2 separate regions of the Mus musculus genome follow, and region 1 is linked to region 2. A link is a loop called in an ENCODE intact Hi-C map of the cell type or tissue named here. Cell type or tissue: left cerebral cortex. All regions are shown on one strand. Each heading gives the region's core, and the rest is flanking DNA. Links, peaks and the distances in the headings are about the cores only.

Region 1 (4,000 bases), core at 1-4,000, 1.1 Mb after region 2:
CAGTGTGGAGAAGTCTCAAAAAGCTAAACCCAAATCAGTCCCACAAGCCATCGTATCACTCCTTGGCATAACGCCCACATGACTTCCTACCCCATTCCGCAGGTACCTGCTCAGCCACATTCACAGCTGCTTTCCTCACAACAGTCAAAAAGTGGAAATCACCTAAATGCTCTTCAGTTTATGAGTGGATAATGAAAATGTGGTACATATACACTCTGGGATACTGTTCAGCTGTAAAGGAAGCTGAAATCGGACGGAACTAGAAAAGGTGACACTGCGTGGGGTGACCCAGACTCAGACAGACATACCTCGCATCCTCTCTCACTCCAGGTTCCTAGTTTGAGATCCTCAGATGTGGCGCACTTCCTGGAGTGACACAGCCACACCCACTGGGAACAGCCAAAGTCAAGAGGGCAGCGGAGCTTCTGGCGCAGCCCTAGCCAAGCTGAGCCGAATGCTGCCATCACTTTTGCTGTCTCTCACGTTTAGGTTCAATCTCTGCGTGTTGCGTTCTTGGGGACTTTCTGCATTGTGACTCATTTTATGTCTTTTCCTGAGAGAATTATGTCTGAGATTTTTAAGGAAAGACTTAAACTGACTTCCCTTCTGCTTTTAGGGAAACAACTTTATCTGGGCCTATTTGGAAGTGATCCCTATGCCCTGGAGATCGTGATGAGCACAGATAAGCACTAGGATGCTAGAAATTTCTTTATGAGGCCTTGAGTCCAGGAATCTTCTTAGGGATCCGCCCCTAAGCAAATGCTAACACTATAACTGGTACAGGATAAACAGAGACGACTGACAAATCCTAACTGCCCAGGAGAATTAGTAACAGATTCTAAGTCTCTTTTTATAATACACTTAGAGCTCTCTGAATGTAGTTTAAAGATAGGGGCCATATGAGATACACCCCCGGAAGAGTAAAACTCAGTAAATGAGATAGACTAAAATAACTTTTCCTACTTTATAGCATAGGTGATGGAAGGGTACAGTAAAGGAGTTAGCTATTATAATTTGCTCTTCAGGCTGGAGAGATGGCTCAGCTATTAGAGCACTGACTGCTCTTCCAGAGGTCCTGAGTTTAATCCCCAACATCCACATGGTGCCTTACAACCATTGTAATGGGACCCGATGGCCTCTTCTGGTGTCTGAAGACAGAATTTGCTATTTATAAAAAGCCTGGTTCTGATGCTTTCCATTTGTCTGGAGTGCCAGCCTAAAATCAGGTTGTCATACAATAAATGTGTTGGCTTTGGCAGAAACGTTCTTTAGATTCTATGGAGTTAGAGGGCTAACAATAAAAATAGAATCTGTCCTACTTGTACTTTTTAATCATGCTAACTTGTAACCCCAGACATTTAATGAGAAATTAAACACATGTCCAGAGACAAAATGTTATCATCTGTCTTTGCTCTGTGAAATCTGTGTAAATAGAGAAGCAGCCTGATTGCTACTCAGTCAGAGCTGCAAGACGCCTCATCTGACATGTCCCTCCCTCGCTGACTCCTCATCTCCTCTCGGGCCACTGTCAGCCACCAGGGATGCCAGTACTGGAGTAACTGCAGAAAGCAGGAAAGTAAGAAGGGCGCACTGGGAGTGGGTGGGGAGAAGCAATAGAGAGGGAGAGAGCAGAGTGCAAGTGATCTGAAGGGGAAATGGGAAAAATGGGGAGTGTGTCTCTAGTTACGGGGGGTGGGGGGGATAAACACAGAAGAAGGAAAGAGAAGGGTAAAAGAGCAGTCAAGATGTCTGAAAAGTCATAATGAATCAAACTATTACCTACGTAAAAATACCCATAATATGATTAAATGAAATCTTCCCATCTGGGCTAACAATGCTCCCTCCCAGAGCCATACACTATTTAACAAAACCTAACACCAGGCAGGAAAAGCCCTCTTTTCAGTTGTTGGTCAGGGTTCTTGTCCAAGAGACAACATTACAGGTTACTGCTATTGCCCTTGGCTGCCCCCAAGTGGTGGAAGGTAAGTCCCTGTTGCTGAAGACGACATGCACTTGAGACACAGGGCCCAGAGAAGCCTGAGCTGGAAAAGGACCTGCAAGCCCCTCTCTGAGCACTACCTTTCATGAAGTTTCCAGGGAAAGAGACAAACAAGCGTCCTACCCAGCTATGACACCTATGAACCACAACAACAACCAGCACCGCTTGATAACCCTGAGTGTGGGCACTAGTAGTGAGAAGACATTGTGGTAACCAACACCTCCCTCATGAGACGTAAGAGGGGAAACCATGCCTGGTACTGGCAACTTAGCCAACTACCCAAGGCTGGTGAAGTCAAGGATCCTGGAGGAGAACCTACAACCACCCCTTTACTAAACCAGAATCATCCCTAATTACATTCTCTACACTTGTCCTCAGACCCACAGATCAGTGTATGTAGAAGGCAAAAAGGCCTTGTGCACACACTGGAGAAGCCAGGAAAGTTAAACACACAGCTGATCTCCCCAAAGGGAGACGATATCTAGCCAGTTCTCCCAGAATGCTGGGGAAATGTAGTTTCCAGCCTGGTAATCCTTCGCTACCTGTTGGGCCAGGCTCTGCCTGTATCCCCAGGATATTGTGTTTGCTTACCAGAGACTTCCCCGGAAAACCTTCAGCTCTACTTCTAGGCCATGAAACTCATCCTGTGAGAGATGCCACTGTACTTTACAATGACTAAGTGACTTCTGTGCTATCCTAGGGCCAGATATCATGTCGACCTCAGGCATTCTCCCTAGACCCCTGCCTTGAGCACTGTTTCTAAGTCAACAAGACCCCATTTGGCAGATGAAGCCACACGGCCTTTGTAAAGAGTGTCAATGTAAACATGTCTTAATCTGCATTGTACTCACAGGGCTGAGTTAATTGTTTTCTGAATCCTTTTTTCCACAATTGTGCTGTGCTTAAATATGGCTAAAGTAAAATGATCTGAGTCAGACTCCAAGAAGTCTTGGTCCAGCACCAGTTACCAAAATCGGGCTCATCTGCATTTCATTCCTACATAATCCACTTTTCCCTGCCTGCTGTAGAGCCTATAGGGTCCCTCCCACAAGGGTAATCCTCATAGCGATACTGACAGGAGCCTATACATGTTCCCATTTTACAGACAGAAACAAAGATGATCAAGAAGAGCTACAGTCTAAACATCTGTCCTAACACCCACCTGTGTAATCCTTACCCCTCATCAAGGAACCTTCTCTTTGCAACAGACAGAGACTGTTGTAGAAAACCACAAGTAACCAAAATACAAAGTCGTGGAGGAGCCCCATCCCAGCTGATACATCTACAACACAGCTCCATCGCCAATGCTCTCTTCCAGCCTCTGACGGACTAGGCAAGCATGCAGTGCACAGATATACATACAGGCAAATCAAAAAACAAACAAACAAAACATGCACATAAAATAATAAATAAATAAATAAATAAATAAATAAATTCTTTAAAACAACTAGAGAAGGAGAGAAAAGAAAAAGAGAAAAGAAGAGAAAAGAAAAAAAGAAAAGAAACCTCCAATGCTTGGAAGACTTCAGAAGGGCCAGCCACAGCTACTAAGGAGTTTCAGAGGGAGAGAGACTGGAGGGGAAGAGGGCTATCGGGTACTCACACCATGCATGGTGCTGTTTGTGGGCAAGGTGGGGGGACAGCTGGAGAACAACTGGTTAAGTGTGTACAGAAGAGAAGTTAGGGGCTTGGAGAGTTGGGGTTGTAGTTTGTTTTGTTTTCTGGGAGTTCTTCAAATCACATCACTCCTCTGCACACTTGCAAGCAGGTTTCAAAGCTATTACTGTTTTCCACTTTTGCAGCCCCTGAGGAGTGAAGTAACTTGCCAAAGTCACACTCAGCCCATCTTCTCTGTCTGTGCCTGTCTCCTGGGCTTCCTTAGGAGGGTGGATATACTCAGGGCTAGCCTCCCCCTAGGACAGCCCAATGCTTCTGTCCGCTGCTACTGACACCAAGCCCCAAGCTCCTCTGTAAATGCCTGGTACACTGTGCCCTGTAAAG
Region 2 (7,691 bases), core at 1,545-5,544:
CACAGATATACACACAGACCCCCCACCCCACCCCCTCCCCCACACACACACAGTTTTTCCATGATAGGGTTTCTCTGTTTAGCCCTGGCTGTCCTGGAACTCATCTGTACACCAGGCTGGCCTTCAACTTAGCGATCCACCTGCCTCTGCCTCCCAAGTGCTGGTACTAAAGGAGTGTGCTTACCATCTCTTAGCCCATATTTTAAGACACAGTTTTAAAGTGTACATTACATTTATCACCTGTGTATCTTACTTAATTAATTAATTACTTAATTATCGTGTGAGTATGTGTGACAGAGAACAGCTTGTGGATGATTCTTTTTCTATCATGTGGGTCCCAGGGATTTTTACATGCTTTTACACGCTTAGCCATTTCGAAGGCCTTACTTGTGTAACTTTTAATAAAAATTATGTACACAAGAAAATAATTGGAAGCAAAATGCCATATTGGCCAGGTGCAAGGCTGTAATTCTGGTACTTAGGAAGTGCAGGCAGGAGGATCAGAAATTCAAACTCATCAATGCACGTAGTTCAAAGCCAGCCTGGGCATTGTGAACCTTAGTTTAAACAACAAATGAATATGTATGCATGTTCAAATGTAAATGCAGAAATGAGTTTAATTCTAGGTGGTGGAAATATGGGGTGTGTGTGACTATTTTTTTTTTCATCTTTTTCAGTGTTTTAAAATATCTAGGGCTGGTGAGATAGCTCGGTCAGAAGGTAGGTAAACACACTTGCCTCGAAGCCTGACAACCTAAGACGCCCCCACAGGGTGGAACAAAAGAACTTATTCATCAGGCAAGTTGTCCTCTGACCTCCACGGCCCGCCCCCGCCCGTTCCCCACTCCCAAACAAATAAATAAAGTAAACGTAAAAGTCTGTATGGGCATATTAACATGCAAAGATACTTAAAAATAAAGTCTGGTTAAAAACAAAAGCAAAACAGAAAATAAATCAAAAGTATAGTGAAAAACCAGCCAGCTGTATATCTCTATGTGTTACTGTGTTAATATTTATATACCAACCCATTCACAATATGAACAAAACTATTTTCTATGGAGATAAACATTGACAGCAAAAGAGCAGAAAGGATGTACAATCAGCCAATAATGCTGGGTACTAGGAAACTAGAGCAAGTCAAAGCTCGAAGAATCTTATTTTGAATATTACAAAGAATATATTTTATCTGCAAAGTTTTAAAATTGTTTGTGTACTAAAAATTTAAACACGTAAATTTTCAGATAGAACTCTGCAGACCTGGGGTTACAGTTCAGCTCTGAGAGCTTGGTGAAAGTTACTGACAGAACCAGACATCGAATTCGGGTTTTTGAGTGTCTGAGTGGCTTAACCTGACACCTTAACCAACTGACTCAGAACGCAAAATAAACTATCCTTTGCTTTAAAACTTATTTGGAACAAGCTTGCATCTAAATACTTTTATTTCAATAAGTGGCATGATGATAATATTGTTTATGGCAATTTCTATCGGCAGGAAATAAAATAAATAAATATAACTCCAAGAATCGAAAGAAAATATACGTGTCAATCCAATAAGTAGCTTCTTAGAAAACGACGTCAACAGCTGGGTAGTGTGGCCGAGCGGTCTAAGGCGCTGGATTAAGGCTCCAGTCTCTTCGGGGGCGTGGGTTCGAATCCCACCGCTGCCAAGGCAGGCTTTTTCTTTTGTCTCAGCGTCTTTCGCTCTAGGTTCCTTCTGCGAGCGCAGCGGCGACCCCTGCTGTCGATGTGCGCTCTCTGCACCACGAGCAGCTCGCCGAAGGGGCGGTCCCGCGCGCGCCGGGGCGGGGCATTGTGGGTAAGAGGAAGCGCGAGGGCCGGCCCCGCTCCCCCCACGTGTCCGGCGGAGTTTCTCCAGCAGGAACATGGCCGCTGCCTGATAGAAGACCCGGCCGCCGCCGTCTCTGCAGCCCGCGGGTCCCTGGGCCGTTCCGCCGCCCGCGCGCGGCCCCGGCGGAGAGGTGAGCCCCGACTCGGCAGCCTCGGGATCCGGGTCGCAGCCGTCGCACTCGCTCGGTGCTCCGGGCCGCGCTGCTGACTAGGCCAGACAGGCCCCCGCCGCTGCGTGCCGAGGGGCCGCGGCCTCCCGGGACCAGGGCAGGGCGCAAGGTGGCCGCCCGGCTTTCCAGGCCGCCCCGGGCCTGGGTCGCTCCGTTCGGCTGGACGGTGGGGAGACGACGGCGGTGCGGCCCGCGCTGACTCAGGCTTCGGCCGCGCTGCCCCGCCCGGGCCTGGCTCCCGAACCGCACCTGCGAGGGCACTGGTGCCCGGTGGCGTGGCGGCTTTCGGAAGAGTGGGAAGGGCGCCTGAGCACCGGCGACATGGAGAAAGCCACTGGACTCGGGGCCGCCTGCATGGGCAGGGGTCGTTGAACCTGGTCAACTCTGCTTAGCCCGAGCGGGCCCGGGACGCCTCATTCATTGATCTGTGTTTAAGCAGAGTGGCGACTGCTTCGTGGACCCGGGGACCTTCCAGTAACGGGGGATGGTGCACATACCGGGTCATCCTGGAATATTGTTTTAGAGTTCCTGGGTTTGGGAGCGAAAAGATAAGATCATACCTTTATCTGTGAAATGGGGATATGATTCCCGTGCTACGGTGTTTTAATGAGTGTAAGATGGGTGACACTCCTGCTTCTTTCATTTGTGGCTGTCTTGTTCGGTCTTATATTGGAAGAAAACATGTTGCCACGTAGCAACAGTCCTTCTAGGTTCGCCTTATCCCTTTGAAGCCGGTGTGTGGTTTAAAATAGGAAAGGACCCAGGGTTATGCAATTCACGTCGCTAATCAGCTGCTATATTGAAGAGGTAGGATTTGAACCTGTAAGGTTTTGCACGGCAGTCCAACCTCTTAACCACTACACCATACTGCCTTTTACCAAAGAGATGTGCAGCATGTTAGTTAAGAATAAAACCAAGGCTCTTGGCATCAGCTAGATTTGGATTTCTTTACCTGTTTTCTTGGGGGGCTGTGACCTTGGGTAAACCAATTCGAAGTTGGGCACTATAAATTTTGATTTGCACAGCTAATGAGAAGAGTATTATTTGGTACTATATTGATGCCTGGCATCATTAATATTTGGGAGAAAGAACTGTGATTTTTTTTTTTTAATTTTAAAAGTAATGATCCCATAACCACGACCAAGTATAATTATTATCTCCACTTAATGGTCCAGGAATGTGAAGCATAGAGAAGCCTTCGTAGAGTTTAAAGTCTAGTACAGAGGACAGCTAACACCTGACCAGCAAGCAGATCAGGAAGTTCCAGCTTAGGACCATTCAGGAAATAAGGAATTATGCTTGTAATGGAAGGGGCTGGAAGCGGCTGTTTCAGTTGAGTTGTCAGGGAACACGTCTAATCCTGGAAGGACTGGCAGTGGTTACATATAAGGAAAATGAGCATCCAGAAAATGACTTGGTGAGCCGGGCAGTGGTGGCTCATGCCTTTAATCCCAGCACTTGGGAGGCAGAGGCAGGTGGATTTCTGAGTTCGAGGCCAGCCTGGTCTGCAGAGTGAGTTCCAGGACAACCAGGGCTATACAGAGAAACCCTTGTCTTGAAAAACCAGAAAAAAAAAAAAGAAAATGACCTGGGATTGTTGTGCAGAGTGTCCTCAAGGATGCTTGGGGCTTGGCCTGTTAGAAGTTCAGTAATTGGTCACTAGGCCATGAGGAGATGCTTATGTGGAGACAGGGGTAAGATCGTGTAAGGGCTTAGGGGTCCATGGAAGGATTTGTTTTATGGGACAGTTGGAGGGTTGGGAGCAAGGCAGCAATGCTATAGTAGCATTGCTACTGACAGTCACAAAGAATGGCAGTCTCTTGAGCATTGGAGATAGGAGGGTGGAGCTAGGGAAGCCTTTTTGTTTGTTTTGTGTCTGTAACTTTTTTTTCCAGATGAGGCTTTGCTATGTTATAGCCCAGGATGGCCTCAAACTTGTTATCTTCCTCCCTCAGCCTCCCAAGTGCTGGAATTATAGGCATGGGTCACCACAGCTTGCTTTGGAAGCTTGGATTGTTGACAGGTCAAGTTTCATTAGTGAGTGTTGTAAAATTGGGTTGGGGGGTCTTGCTACCAGCATTTTTATTTTGCAAGGGCAAGGATGGAAAACATCACTGTGTGGCATGTAACAGTCATGCTACACAAAACACTGCTTCAGCTGTGGCATTTCCATGTATCTTCTGCATCATTGATGGGAAAATATTATTGTTGGTCATAGGCTAAACCTTTAAAAGCCACTGAATTGGATACAGTTGTCTGGGAGGCTAAAGGGAGGTGATGACCTTTGCAGGTAACTCAATCGGGTGCCGTGTTGAGAGAGAGAGAGAGAGGAGCCTCTATCATCCAGAGGGATCTCATTCTGCCTGATGGCAGGGCTGGGCAGAATTTCAGCCCTGGAAGAATAGTTGGGAACCATAGCCTCTTTTTGCATGTGTTATGTTTCCTTGGTTCCCCCTGAAATCCTGTCTTAATGGGCCACCAAGTACAGCTGCCTGTAGAGCCAGTACCTGCTTAACACATATCTGTGACACTCAGTAGCCAGTGCAGATGCACAGTGGCAACCATGTAGGACTGTGCCTGCCGTGTCCTGATGTGCTGTGATGGCCCATTTCCCACCGGCTGCCTCTTTCCCTGGTCCAGACCTTCCTGTGCTCAGAATCCCTCTGGAGCTCACAGCAGCCTTTCAGGTCACACTTTCAGGTGCCAGGCAGAGCTGTGCTGTATCTGTTGAGTTCTGGGGACCAGGGATACAGCAAGGCAGAAGTAGTCTTAGTTTGTAGCTTACAGCTTAATGGTAGGAAGGACAGATAGGGTGGAAATTACCCCATGGTGATAATGGACTAAGGAGGTCAGAGAGCAGTTGGGGGCAGTTTTCAGTTTTGAAAAGTAGGGACAGATCACGTTAGGAATGAGATGACATTTGAACAAAACCCTGAAAATGGCACAGGAAGGGACCTGAAGTTAGCGTAGAACAGTTAGTATGGCTCTCAGATGGATTGGAAAGAGATCAGAGGTGGTGGTGGGTGGAGCCTGAGGCAAAGGGTTGGGGTCTGCTGAGGTTCACTGGAAGGGTCAAGATTCTCTCTGAAGGCCGGGCGTGGTGGCGCACGCCTTTAATCCCAGCACTCGGGAGGCAGAGGCAGGCGGATTTCTGAGTTCGAGGCCAGCCTGGTCTACAGAGTGAGTTCCAGGACAGCCAGGACTACACAGAGAAACCCTGTCTCGAAAAACCAAAAAAAAAAAAAAAAAAAAAGATTCTCTCTGAAGAGGATGGGGGACCCTGGGAGGCATCACTCAGTTCTGCTACCCGAGGGTTGGGCAGTGACTATGGGGCAGGAAGGAGCCAGGAAAGCAGCCAGGAGGCTGAGCTGGCTAGATTGAGGTGTGGCCACTGGCCTCCTTTGAAGGCAGACCTGACAGGATGAGCTGGTGTGAAGTGAGAGGAAGGGAGATACCAAGGATGTGGCAGGTGTCTCTGCCTGAGCAGTTCAGGTGTGGGCTGTGTCTACAGCTAGTGAGTTTACATGGAGCCTTAGCTGGTATTGAATCCTGTACTAAAGGAATTGCTTACATACCTTTTAAGTCTTAGTAATTTTTTTGTTTGTTTTAAATGTTTGTTTAAATTTTTTTGCTTTTGAAACAGTTTCACTGTGGGTCCCAGCCTGTAGACCAGGCTGGCTTTAAGCTGCCTCTCAAGAGCTGGGGTTAGAGGTACCACCATGCCCAGCTAAGTTTTTTTTTTTCTTTTTTTTTAAGATTTATTTTATTTATATGAGTACATTGTAGCTGTCTTCAAGACACACCAGAAGAGGGCATCGGATGCCATTACAGATGGTTGTGAACCACCATGTGGTTGCTGGGAATTGAACTCTGGTCCTCTGGAAGAGCAGTCCGTGCTCTTAACCGCTGAGCCATCTCTCCAGCATCTTATAGCCCAGGCTTGCTACCAAATCCCCATGTAGCTAAGGCTGACCTTGAACTAATGATTCTCTTGTCTCTACCTCCCAAGTGCTGAGATCACAATCAGTGGTACACCTGGTACCCTTTTATATCATTCAGATATGAGGTGGATAAAATTGGAGTGGTCTTACCCAGGAGCAGAGAGGCGGGAACAGCTGAAGTCTTTGGATGCTCAGTTCTTTTCTTAGCCAGTAGCATCTCTGCCTTAGGGTGCCGGGGAGCTGGAAGCCCGTGGGCTTCCCTTTCCAGATCCTTGGCTCCAGCTTCCCTTTCTCTGTGTTGTGGGTTTCTTTTCCTTCCATCTTTTAAGCCCACGCACACGGCCCTCCTTAACTGGAACTGGAGGGTCCCACTCTTTACTGAACTTCCCATCTATAACTCTCACCCAAGTCCAAGGCCTGGATTTGAAGTCTTGATGTGGTGTGACATTGAGTGAGCTCCTGTACCCTGTCCCTGAATTCAATCTCTTTTTTTGTAAGATGGAGACAGTCACACCACTCAGCCTTATTGCCTCATAAGCCCAAGAGAAAATATTCAAAGAGGGTCATTTTGACCACAAAGTACAGCAAATTGGCTCACTGGGGTTAGAGCCTGACAGCCAGCTGTCTGAAGAGACGCTGGGAAGTCTGTGGGCCGTGTGAGTGACAGCTGGCTTTCATATTAGCACAGGACCCTCAAGTCTCCAGTGTGATTGCCAGCTTCCTCAGGCCTGGCTGGGAGTTCTTTTTAAGTGGGCAAGAAACCTGTAAAACTGGTCATTAATTTTTTTCCCTAGAGGTACAGTTGGCGTGTATTGGCCTGGGTCTCCCTGCTCGCCCTTTGTGGGCTTGTCCCTCCCTCCTCACTGTTGCCTCCACCACAGACACAGAAAGGAGACCATGTTTTGGTGTTGGGCTTCCCTTCCCTGCACAGCACCTGTGGAGAAAGGTGCATCAGAAAAGCTGACTGAACGGCTTGCTGATTGCCCAGGTCTCTTGCTGTCTTTGCAGATCGAGTTGAGGACTGTGAGGTGGGCTCCCTAGTATGGCCAATGAAGAAGATGACCCAGTCATACAGGAGGTAACTGCTGCTGTCAACCTTCTGTGGGGCCACAGGCCATAGGACCAAGTCCCTTCTGTATGTCCATAGGCCAGTCTAGAGCCTGCTGATGATCTAGGGACCCTAGACCTTACTCTTACTGCTCTTGTTCCTTCAGGGCTATGACCCAGCAGCCCCTGATTTTGAGACCTCATCTAATGTGCCTAGACTTCAGCTTGCTTGCTGTCTCACCCACTCTCTAGAAAGTCAGCTGCAGAGCTGGACACTGAATAGACACTGAACAGTGATGGAAAGAGATGGGTAGCTCCCATGCCTGGGCTTCGCAGATTGTGTCATTCAGCAATTCTTTACTCCATTCACTGTGTACCAGAGACAGTGACATAATAGCAACCAGGCTGTGCCCTTGTCTCTAGGCAGCCTCTGGCCTATGCATGAGACACATAAGTCTCAGACACAAACTTTGGGCAGGCAGGCAGGTCCAGACTCTCACAGAAAGACAAAGTTGGTTGTTGTCATTCTTACCCCTCCGAATCCTTCCAGCCCAGGCCCTGTGTTTGCCCTGGCCTCCTTAGGTGTATCTGGAACCCACATTGAATCTAAAGGGCAGGATCCCTAGACAGGCAGTGCTTCCTCTTGTTAAGTTTTTAGATTTGAATTGTTTAAATGCCTTAAGCT

What was found. Hi-C counts contacts between places; a loop is a spot of excess contacts. Peaks named below come from ENCODE experiments on the same cell type or tissue, not always from the same donor. Only the 100,000 strongest peaks of a DNase experiment are listed, where the experiment ranks them.
Region 1: a loop joins it to region 2, with 4 times the contacts of the local background. A loop is called at or near these places in 1 of 42 quality-filtered maps.

Annotation. Positions count from the first base shown.
Region 1 is chr7:121,973,259-121,977,258 of GRCm38, forward strand. The region is part of intron 3 of Cog7 (component of oligomeric golgi complex 7); the gene reads right to left. Among named protein-coding and RNA genes, the nearest start is that of Cog7, 6.4 kb to the right of the region's middle. In left cerebral cortex, for the core only: a CTCF peak has its summit at 1,971 (motif pointing left); a DNase peak (open chromatin) is centred at 1,978.
Region 2 is chr7:120,915,932-120,923,622 of GRCm38, forward strand. Polr3e (polymerase (RNA) III (DNA directed) polypeptide E) reads left to right here and starts at 1,847. Exons shown (of 21, transcript NM_025298.4): 1 at 1,847-1,979; 2 at 6,968-7,037. The coding sequence starts at 7,002. It overlaps n-TLaag4 (a tRNA gene), which reads left to right and starts at 1,586; the gene lies at 1,586-1,667. In left cerebral cortex, for the core only: a CTCF peak has its summit at 1,744 (motif pointing left); DNase peaks (open chromatin) are centred at 1,744, 2,471, 2,826 and 3,437; H3K4me3 peaks cover 1,658 bases; H3K27ac peaks cover 865 bases.